Linked DNA regions of Homo sapiens: all the other regions are linked to region 1. Evidence: chromatin contacts called from ENCODE Hi-C or POLR2A ChIA-PET data. All regions are on one chromosome and are shown on one strand. The core of a region is the stretch at or near the end of the contact, and the rest is flanking DNA. Distances in the headings are between cores, read along the strand shown.

Evidence for each region. Hi-C counts contacts between places; a loop is a spot of excess contacts on that map. ChIA-PET counts read pairs that join two places held with the same protein, here RNA polymerase II (POLR2A). Pooled maps may share reads with other maps.
Region 2: a loop to region 1 is called in a map of PC-9, with 10 times the contacts of the local background. The contact joins two enhancer-like sites. A Hi-C loop is called at or near these places in 7 of 168 maps with a recorded cell type or tissue (Calu3, HCT116, PC-3 and 3 more) and 2 of 50 pooled maps. POLR2A ChIA-PET finds 5 or more read pairs at or near these places in 3 of 52 experiments (HCT116, activated naive CD4-positive, alpha-beta T cell and endothelial cell of umbilical vein).
Region 3: a loop to region 1 is called in a map of HCT116, with 2.5 times the contacts of the local background. The contact joins two enhancer-like sites. A Hi-C loop is called at or near these places in 7 of 168 maps with a recorded cell type or tissue (Calu3, HCT116, PC-3 and 3 more) and 2 of 50 pooled maps. POLR2A ChIA-PET finds 5 or more read pairs at or near these places in 3 of 52 experiments (AG04450, HCT116 and activated naive CD4-positive, alpha-beta T cell).

The regions. Positions count from the first base shown.
Region 1 is chr4:11,547,398-11,550,379 of GRCh38, reverse strand. All of the region lies in intron 1 of LOC107986178 (a long non-coding RNA gene), which reads right to left. Among named protein-coding and RNA genes, the nearest start is that of HS3ST1, 120 kb to the right of the region's middle. Within about 2 kb of position 1,404, at least 5 of the 41 ENCODE cell types and tissues checked have a DNase peak (open chromatin) inside an H3K27ac peak, as active enhancers do; they include HCT116, PC-3, PC-9 and 1 more, where a contact is called at or near this core.
Region 2 is chr4:11,630,661-11,633,642 of GRCh38, reverse strand. All of the region lies in intron 2 of LOC107986178 (a long non-coding RNA gene), which reads right to left. Among named protein-coding and RNA genes, the nearest start is that of LINC02360, 140 kb to the left of the region's middle. RefSeq lists an enhancer at 381-1,580. Within about 2 kb of position 1,467, at least 4 of the 41 ENCODE cell types and tissues checked have a DNase peak (open chromatin) inside an H3K27ac peak, as active enhancers do; they include HCT116, PC-3, PC-9 and 1 more, where a contact is called at or near this core.
Region 3 is chr4:11,612,996-11,615,977 of GRCh38, reverse strand. All of the region lies in intron 2 of LOC107986178 (a long non-coding RNA gene), which reads right to left. Among named protein-coding and RNA genes, the nearest start is that of LINC02360, 150 kb to the left of the region's middle. Within about 2 kb of position 1,402, at least 5 of the 41 ENCODE cell types and tissues checked have a DNase peak (open chromatin) inside an H3K27ac peak, as active enhancers do; they include HCT116, PC-3, PC-9 and 1 more, where a contact is called at or near this core.

The sequences.
Region 1 (2,982 bases), core at 155-2,654:
AATATTATATTATTCCATTTCTGTGGAATTGAATTCCACAGAATGGCAAATTCTGTGGCATCTATTATTCCAGAATTGGCAAATCAATAGAGACAGAAAATAGATTAGTGGTTACCTAAGGATGAGTGGGAGGAGAAAGTGGGAGATGATTGTTAATGGATATGAGATTTATTTTACAGGGGAAAAGTGTCTTATAATTTATACAGATGTTCCTCGACTTATGATCGAGTTACATTGCAATAAATCCATCATAAGTCAAAAGCACATTTAATACCCTGACAAACCCATCATAAAGTTGAAAAATGATCAGTGGAACAATCCTAAGTTGAGGACTGTCTGTATTGTGGTAATTGTTGTGTAGCCCTGTACATATTCTAAAATATGTTGAATAATACACTTTAAATAAGTTAATTGTATCCTATGCAAATTATATTTCAGTAAAACTGTTAATAAGAAGTTGTAGTTAGTGACTACCATGGATCATAGATCATAATGAAAAATGGCAGATAAGCAGTCCACTCTCACAACAACAGTAGATTAGGACAGTTTAGTCATTTGTATACTTTATAATAAACCAAATACAAGTTCAGCAGACTTCTAACATCTTGCACACTCTTTCATCCCCAAGCTGGATTTACTACAAATGTCACTCTCCTCATGGGGTATTTAGAGTCTTGTCATTGCAGAGGTATTTGTTTCTTCCCATTTTGCCTCAGAACTATCCTTTACAAACACAAAGCATGACACCATATGTAGAGCTGTTCACATTCCCTACTAGGTGGGAATCAATCATGCCATATGTAGTTTTGTTTCACTTGTATCCACCAATAACAGCAGCTTCTCAGCAAATGCTTGTGAAAAGAACAGGTAAATAAAGTCCTCCATCAGTGGTTGAAAATTTGTGTCCAATCAGCTACCATTAGACAGAAAACATACTTTGTTTCATGTACACAGATGTTGACTAAAGTAAACTGGTTGCCAACATTTAAATATTGGGCATTTCCACATAAAAACCCACATTTCTAGGCTCTTGAAAATTTGAAGAAAATTTGACTTCTGGTCCCACATGAGAGCAGTCAACTGAATAATTACTGTATCCTAATTTGCCACGAACTCCACCATTCTTGTCTATACATTCATGCATTTTCATTTACTTATAACATTTACATTTGCTTCCTGGTCTATGCACACATTTGATATTATGTGATTTCTGTGTTAACCTGTAACACATTATATAGCTTTCAATGAAAAAATAATTTTATTTTTGTTCTCTTGAAATTGCCTTAGAACTAAGACTGCCATTAGAATGGCCCCAGAGCTTCCAGAGGACATGTAAGTGAAACAAGTGGATGAGTCATCAGAACCTCTGTGCCTGTCATTCACTCCAGTATCGGTGTTTCAAGGTGCACCTTCCAGCAAGAACCTTCTGAGTCACTGCTTAGAAAGTCTGTGGTTACCAAATTATTTAGTAAATAATTTATGTTATTTTTCTCACATTAGTAAAATTACCATAATTTTGTTTTCCCTTTCTGTTTATTAATATCTCTGGGTTCTGCTTGGAAGTCCAGAAAACTTTTTCAGGAAGCAGGCTGCCTCTGAGGCCATTCTCCTTCCTGTCATGTTCAGAAATTCCTGTTCTTCAAGTGGACTCATTTCCTTTCTGCCATTGCAGCTGTTACTCAACCACCTTGGATGCAGAAAGATAAGAAGGGTGACCCCACCTTCTTGTCACCACTTAAGGGTTCAAGTACTATGTGTACACCAATGGCTTCAAACTGTGCATTTTTATCTCAACCTCTCCCCCCAGCATCCAAGGCACACATCCAGTGTCTACGTTTAATCTTAATTTTGATATCCCATGGGCATCTCAAATTTGAGGTTTTGACACCATTACCCACTCCACACGCATAGTCCTCCTACTGTAGCCTTTCCAAACTCAGACTGGCAACTCCATTCCAGCCTAAGCAACTTCCAGCTGCCTTAGAGGCACAAAACTCTGCAGTCTCCTATGACTCCTCTCTTGCTCTCACTCCTGACATCTTGCTCACAAGCAAATTCTATTGGCTCCTTCAAAATGTATCTGAATCTCCCACCTCCACTCCCAACTCCTGGTCCATGCCAGCCTCTTCTCTTAACACTGCAAGAGGCTCCACACTGTCTTTCTGCTTCTGGTCTGCTCCCACATCCCTTTCAGTGTATTCTCAAAACACCCATCTGAGTAATTCTCATGAAATATGTCCCATCTCACTCCTCATGTGCTAGCTTCTCCATTTACCCCAGACTGCAAGCCAACAACCTTGCAGCGGCCTCAAGGCCAGAGATGATCCAGACATACATCCTCTCTCCAGACTTTTCCCTGTTCTATTCCCCGCCTTCCACTCTGCTGAGTGGAGTTCCTGATAACTATGCAATGTTCTTTTCTCAGATGTCTGCATGACTAGTTCTATGTCTCTTTATTCAAATTTTACTTTCTCTATTAGGGTTCCATAGCCACCTCTTCAAAATTATTCCCCCAGTACTTCTGATTCTCCTTACCTAATTTATTTATCAGCTTGGCATTTATCACCATCTTTATATTTTGTACTATATATTATATACATACTATATATACACACATACATATTTGTATACTTATATAATTTTACATAAATTTATAAAACTATATAGAAACATTTACATTTTTACTTATAAACAAATTACATATAAAAGCATATATTTTATGTATTTTACTTGTTCATATATTTTATCAGATTCACTATATTTTGCTTATTCAATGAGTGTAAATTCATTGTCTATCTCACTCGCCAGAATATGTAAGCTCTCTGAGGACAGGTATTTGTATTGGTTGTGTTTCCAGCTGAATTTCCAAGGCTGAGGACAGATCTGGCACTAAGAAGGCTCTCAAGAAATTGAATGAGCCACTTCAGCCACATCCCATTGGCTAGAACCCTGTTGCAGGGACCGTAATCTAACTGCGGGGTA
Region 2 (2,982 bases), core at 218-2,717, 83 kb before region 1:
CCACGCCCAAATGCTCTGACTCACAGGTCTATATTGACATGTGTCCACCTCAGAGCTGAACACTGTCCTACCGTCATTTTGATTAGGCCATTTTGATAAAAGGAATGATTTAGTATGATATTTATTTATTTATTTATTTATATTTATTTATTTATTTTTCTGAGACAGAATCTTGCTCTGTTACCCGGGCTGGAGGGCAATGGCAGGATCTCGGCTCACTGCAACCTCTGCCTCCGTGGTTCAAGCGATTCTCCTGCCTCAGCCTCCCAAGTAGCTGGGACTATACCAAGATGCCTGGCTAATTTTTTTTTTTTTTTTTTTGTATTTTTAGTGGAGATGGGGTTTCACCATGCTGGCCAGGCTGGTTTCGAACTCCTGATCTCATGATCTGCCCGCCTTGGCCTCCCAAAGTCCAAAGTGCTGGGAAAACAGGCGTGAGCCACCATGCCTGGCCTGGTATGATATTTATAATGTTGCCCTAAACCTCACTCCACTCCTAGCTACACGTACATGGGGAATAAAAGATGAGGGAAGTGAGGAGAGCTGCTAGTGAAGGGTTGGGGATCGAAGATGGGCTGGGGATGCAATGGTTACCATGTGTCTGTTGGGCACAGTAATTATTACTTTAAAATTTTAAATGCTTCATGCTTGTTTTTAGGCAAAATCACAAGGTTTCTCCATTATGATAGCTCTATTAAAATCCTATGCAGACCCTATTGCTTCTATTTAGGTATCTTGTGATCATTTCTGTGGACCACACTGTATTTTTTCCCACATACTCAGCTTACAATATTATCAAGTACACCTACCAATTTAAAAACCTGCATCCTGAAAGTGACATTTTAAAGTCTGGCTTTCACCAGGTCTCTTAGGCCGAAACTAGTCCCATGAGCAGTGACTTGCAGCTCTTGATTTCCGGTTCTCACACACACCCTTGGACAGGAAGGTGCCTCATTGGCACCAGGGCGTTGTCTTTCGGCTTTCGGGGAGAGCAGTGACTAACTATCCAGCACTGCCCTCCAAGGAGGCTACTTCCTGGTTCAGCCCAGCTCTTACTATCCTGCAGAAAATGGTGCATCCATCCACCAATGGGAGGTGATGGGCTCCTGGCCTTGAGGGTTACTGAAATAACTGCAATCGTGGAAAGTGGAATTAGCTTTGTCCCCATATGTTTCATAACATTTTGTATCTCTTCTTGCCTCATCCATATCTGTATTGCAATCATTTGATTTCAAAGCATCCTGGGGCAATGCAAAAGCTAGGTTTCAGGACAGACATGCTGTGTTAACAGGTTGCAGTTGACTGTGAGCTGTAGGGTTTGGGCACATCCATAAGCTTGCTGAGTCTGTTTTTTACTTTGTAACGTAATACTAACTACACATACTCCACAGGATGTTCAAGAGTCTTAGGTGATCTCATGCATGTAGTTACCTTAGGGTAATGTTGGCCCAACATATTACGGTTACTCCAAGATGAGTAATATGAGCTTTCAGCCTAAAACGTTACCAAGAGAACTAATGAAATGCCAGGCAACATTAACAGAAATGTGGTGACCAGGAAAAAGACAACGAGAGTTAACAGTTAAAGTAAGCTGGTAAGATCAAACCTGAATCCTGGGGTCTCTTCCAAGAATTACACATCAAAAGTGATTTTGGCAAGCAGACACACAGTCAGAGGACAATGGTTGACATTGAGGAGAGGATAGAAATAAAAATAAATAATGTTAGAAAAAACTGAGATGGTTTACCTGAAGTAGGCAAAAGTTGAGAGCACAGGAAAGTTGTCATAGGACACAGAGGGTGCCACTATGATGTGCCAGGCTTAGTAGGTAACAGATAGAGAAGAACTGGGCTTAGTAGATAACAGATAAAGAAGAAGAGATTCCAGCTCAAAATATAAAAGAAGTTTCCTAATTTGATGACCTCCTTCAACCGTAAACAAATCCTCCTAGCCCAAGAGTTTCTCTTATGCTATTGAGTCATACATCTGCATATTTTACTTGTATCCTCTTAGGCAAATGAAGGCATATATATAGTTTTACTCAGCAAAAAATATTCATGAATAGCTGTGCATACATCAAAAGTATATATGAATCATCTTTTATCATTGACCTACATTAATCTCCTGTGAGCGCTCTAAATAATTCAACTTTGATTTTCCTGGGACCAGGTTCAATCAGCCAGGTGCTCTACCATCCAATATTAATGTCTTATTTTGTCTACTCAAGAAGGAAACCAACAGTTGTCCCTTTTTCTTTTTCTACATCATCAATTTCCCCTTTCTTTGGGATAAGTCTGATTAAAATTATATATTACTTTTTCCATTAAAGAAAACCCTGACTTGATTTTATATCGTAACCTCCAGTTATTACCCCAGTTTTTGCCCCTATTTACAGTTAAAGTATTCAAATAATGGTCTACATTTACTCTCTCCAAATCCTTTCCTCCTGTTCTCTCTTGAGCTCTCTCTATGTATCTCATATACATATATATGTATACAAATGTATTTATATACAATCATATACATATATTTGCCTACTAATCCACAAATGTTACTTCTGTTTTATTCACCAAGGCCTTCCATATTGCTTATTTAAGGCCTAATTCTCAGTCCATCTGGCTTGATCTATTAGCACTTTATATGCTAGATCTGTCCCTCTTTCTGGCCACACTTTCTTTACTTGACTTTCGGTCAACCCATTCTCCAAGTTTCCTTCAGGGTGGGCTTTTTTTTAGTGACTATGTTGTTCCTTTTTACCCTTAAGACCTTTAAATGAGCCTCAGTTCTTGGATTTCCTTACTTTGACCTGCTTTCTAGGGAACATTTAGATGCCCAGCTTTACATGCTATTCCTGTTCTGGAAACTCTCAGATGTGCATTTCTAGCAAGGATGTCTCTCTTGAACCCTGACTTGTAGGTTCAGCTGTCTACTTGACATCTCCCTTGGAGGGGGAAGAGACATTTCTAGCCAGGCATATCTAAA
Region 3 (2,982 bases), core at 153-2,652, 66 kb before region 1:
ACACATATTCATCATCTAGGAGACATTGGACTAGGTTTAGGGATAAAGGGGTGAGCAAACAGACAAGTAAAAAACACGTAAATCAGCATAAAGGAAAAACGCATCAGGGAGGGGTTTCTGGAAAACGTTACTGCTCAGTTGAGGCCTGCAGAACGACTGGGAAGTTAGCCAAGTTAAGAAGGGTGGAGGAGGCAGTCGTGCAGATGGAAACAGGCACCCAGGCTCAGAAATGAGTGTGTGGCATGCCCACGAGACACCGAGGATCTGGATTAGGGGGCAGGAGAGCCAGGGATGAGGCTTAGCTCTGAGTTAGATCCAGTTACTTCATTCATTTATTCACTTATAAATAGAGTCTCTCTGAGGTTGAAAGACATCCAACCCTCCTTAATTTTTGGATAATTTTGATGTATGAAAAATAGACAGATGCTCAAAAATATTTTCATTTAATAATGACTCATTTTACCAAGGAAGATAATACTATAATAATTATTTCAAGATGAGGTTTATAAAACAATTTGCTAGGTCACTACAGCAGGAGTTGTCAGAAAATGGGTCATAACTACAAACTTCTATGAGAAAGTTTCCCCCACCCTCAATTCTGTAACTTTATGTATTAGTGCATATATAATTTCATTTGGAGACATTAACAAGAGTCTAAATTTGAGGACATCGTTTACTGTAAAACTCAGGCCTAACAGTCTTCACTCAAGTACCCAAGTCAATGATTGATTTAAAAAATATCTATTATGGGGAGAACCTTGTAAAGCCTGGACGTGGAGATGATAGTGGAAAAAAACAAGTATGGCACTGTCCTCGCGGACAGTAATATTTATCTTTCCAGGAGAAAGATGCATATTAAAGAAACATAAATGATTCAATTACCTCATATAAGTGTTTTGAAGAAAAAGACAACCTATCTTTAGGTCTCAGTGTCTATATTTATAAAAAGAGGGGGTGATAAAAGACTCTCTTAATGGACCCTGAGGTTACAAGTTAAGACTGATTAATTAGTCTATGGAGAGGAACTGCTCAGAGCAGGTTAGGTGAAAGGCATTTGGAGATGGTTGCTGCAGCAAAGGGACAGGAAGATTGCTCAGGAAACACACAAGGTAGAGTTCAAAGCATCTATTCAAGTCCTAGAAGTCTTGGAAAATAATAGAGAAGTAGAGAAGTAAAAAAGTAATGGTAGAAACCTCCTTTATGGGCATTGTATCCAGAGAAGTTTAGAAGCCAGGGGACTTTGAGAGGCAGCCATCTGCATTTTGTAATGTCACAGATGAGAAAACTATGTTCAGACTCACCGGAGGTGAACAGACTGGCCCAGTGCAGGGAGTGAGTCAGCAGGAATGGCATTTTACGGAATCTAGTAGACTCACTGATTTTTCCAGAAATACAGGTTAGCTGAGTCGGAAGAGTTGTTTCTCCAGCCAAGCAATGCCCCGTTGCATGTAAATGTTTCTCATCCAAAAGGATGAACAGAGCAGGTGCTTGACCTCCAGAGTTCATGAGTCTAGACCTCAGAGACATGGATGTGTTTATCCGATGAATAATGATAGCAGTAAACAAAAAAGAAGAAGGAAAGAGGTTGTGGATAATGCATGAGAAAAATGACTCCTATTTCCTAGAATGAATTATAAAGTATGAGATCTAAAGGATGCCACACTCCCTTGGTCCCTATGAAGCTTTCCTGAACTGAGCAGAGCAGTTTTTTCTTGAAGTTTAACTTCTATCTAGAGGGGCATCAGAGCATCTTGTGGTTTTTTTTCCACCATGGCCTCTCTGAACCAAATTTTAGGTCTTTAGCTTCCCAGAGCAAAATCCCTGGGAAAAGCTGAGATAGCCAAATAATTGTGAAGCAGGACTCCAAGCAAGTATTCTTGATGTCCAAGATAAATGACAATCATTTAGCACTTTCAGGAAAATGAAGAGAAACTGACTCCTTTTTATTCCTCCACCATTGTAAAAGGAAGCTTTGATATTTCTTTGTGATACCACAGCAGAAACTTCGTTAATTATAATATTATGCTTTTTGACAATGAAATGAACCTCCAGAAGTAGGCTTATTCATTAGGATTCTAAGTGCCCTCTAATCTCTGCCATCAATTTTCACTTTCCTTTTCACCCTTCCCAAACATTCCTATGTAGATATGCCTCCAAAATACACACAGTTTGACCACATACTTTCTATCTTGTGTCTAATATTTCCACCATCCCAACTTACAACAACAGCAAAATCTTAATAGACTCTGCATTAGCTAACATTTTCTAAATTCCTTTTTTGAAGAAAAGGTGTATTCCTGTATTTACAATTTTCTACGAGTGCTCATTATCATGGTCGGTAGTTCACCCTGGAATCTATCTGTGCTCTTTTAAAATAATTGTATGATGCACTTATTAAAACACAAACTTTTTTTAGGACTTCAGAGTTTTCAGGTTACATTAAAATCCACTATTTCAACTTGTTTACTCAGTACCTTTGGAATCCAGTATGTGGAGCACAATTTACTTAGGCAGAAATGGAGGCCCAACATTTCTAAATGACTTAAGAAACTGAGGCCCAAAATGTATAAATTATTTGCTCAAGGCCATACATCTCCTAACTGATAAAAATAAGCATGCTATCAATCAGGATTTAGAAGAGCAAAACCCATGCTCTATCCATAGTGTTCCTTATTAAGAAGAAATAAGTAAATCAGCAAATTAATTAGTAAACAAAAATAAATTTTAAAACTAGCATATGAATACCCTCCCCAATTAAAAGAATATCACATATCTCATTTAAACCTGACAAAATTTTAATGAGCTGATAGCATTAGAATCCAAAATTATTGTGAGCTGAACATTTAATACTGTAGTTCATATTATTTCTCTATTGTTTCTCATTTACATCATGAGTTACTTCACCCTGAGGTTAAGGATTGTTTTATTAATGTCTGTGCCCCAAAATCAATATGTTGAATACATTAGATGATTAACTCAGAA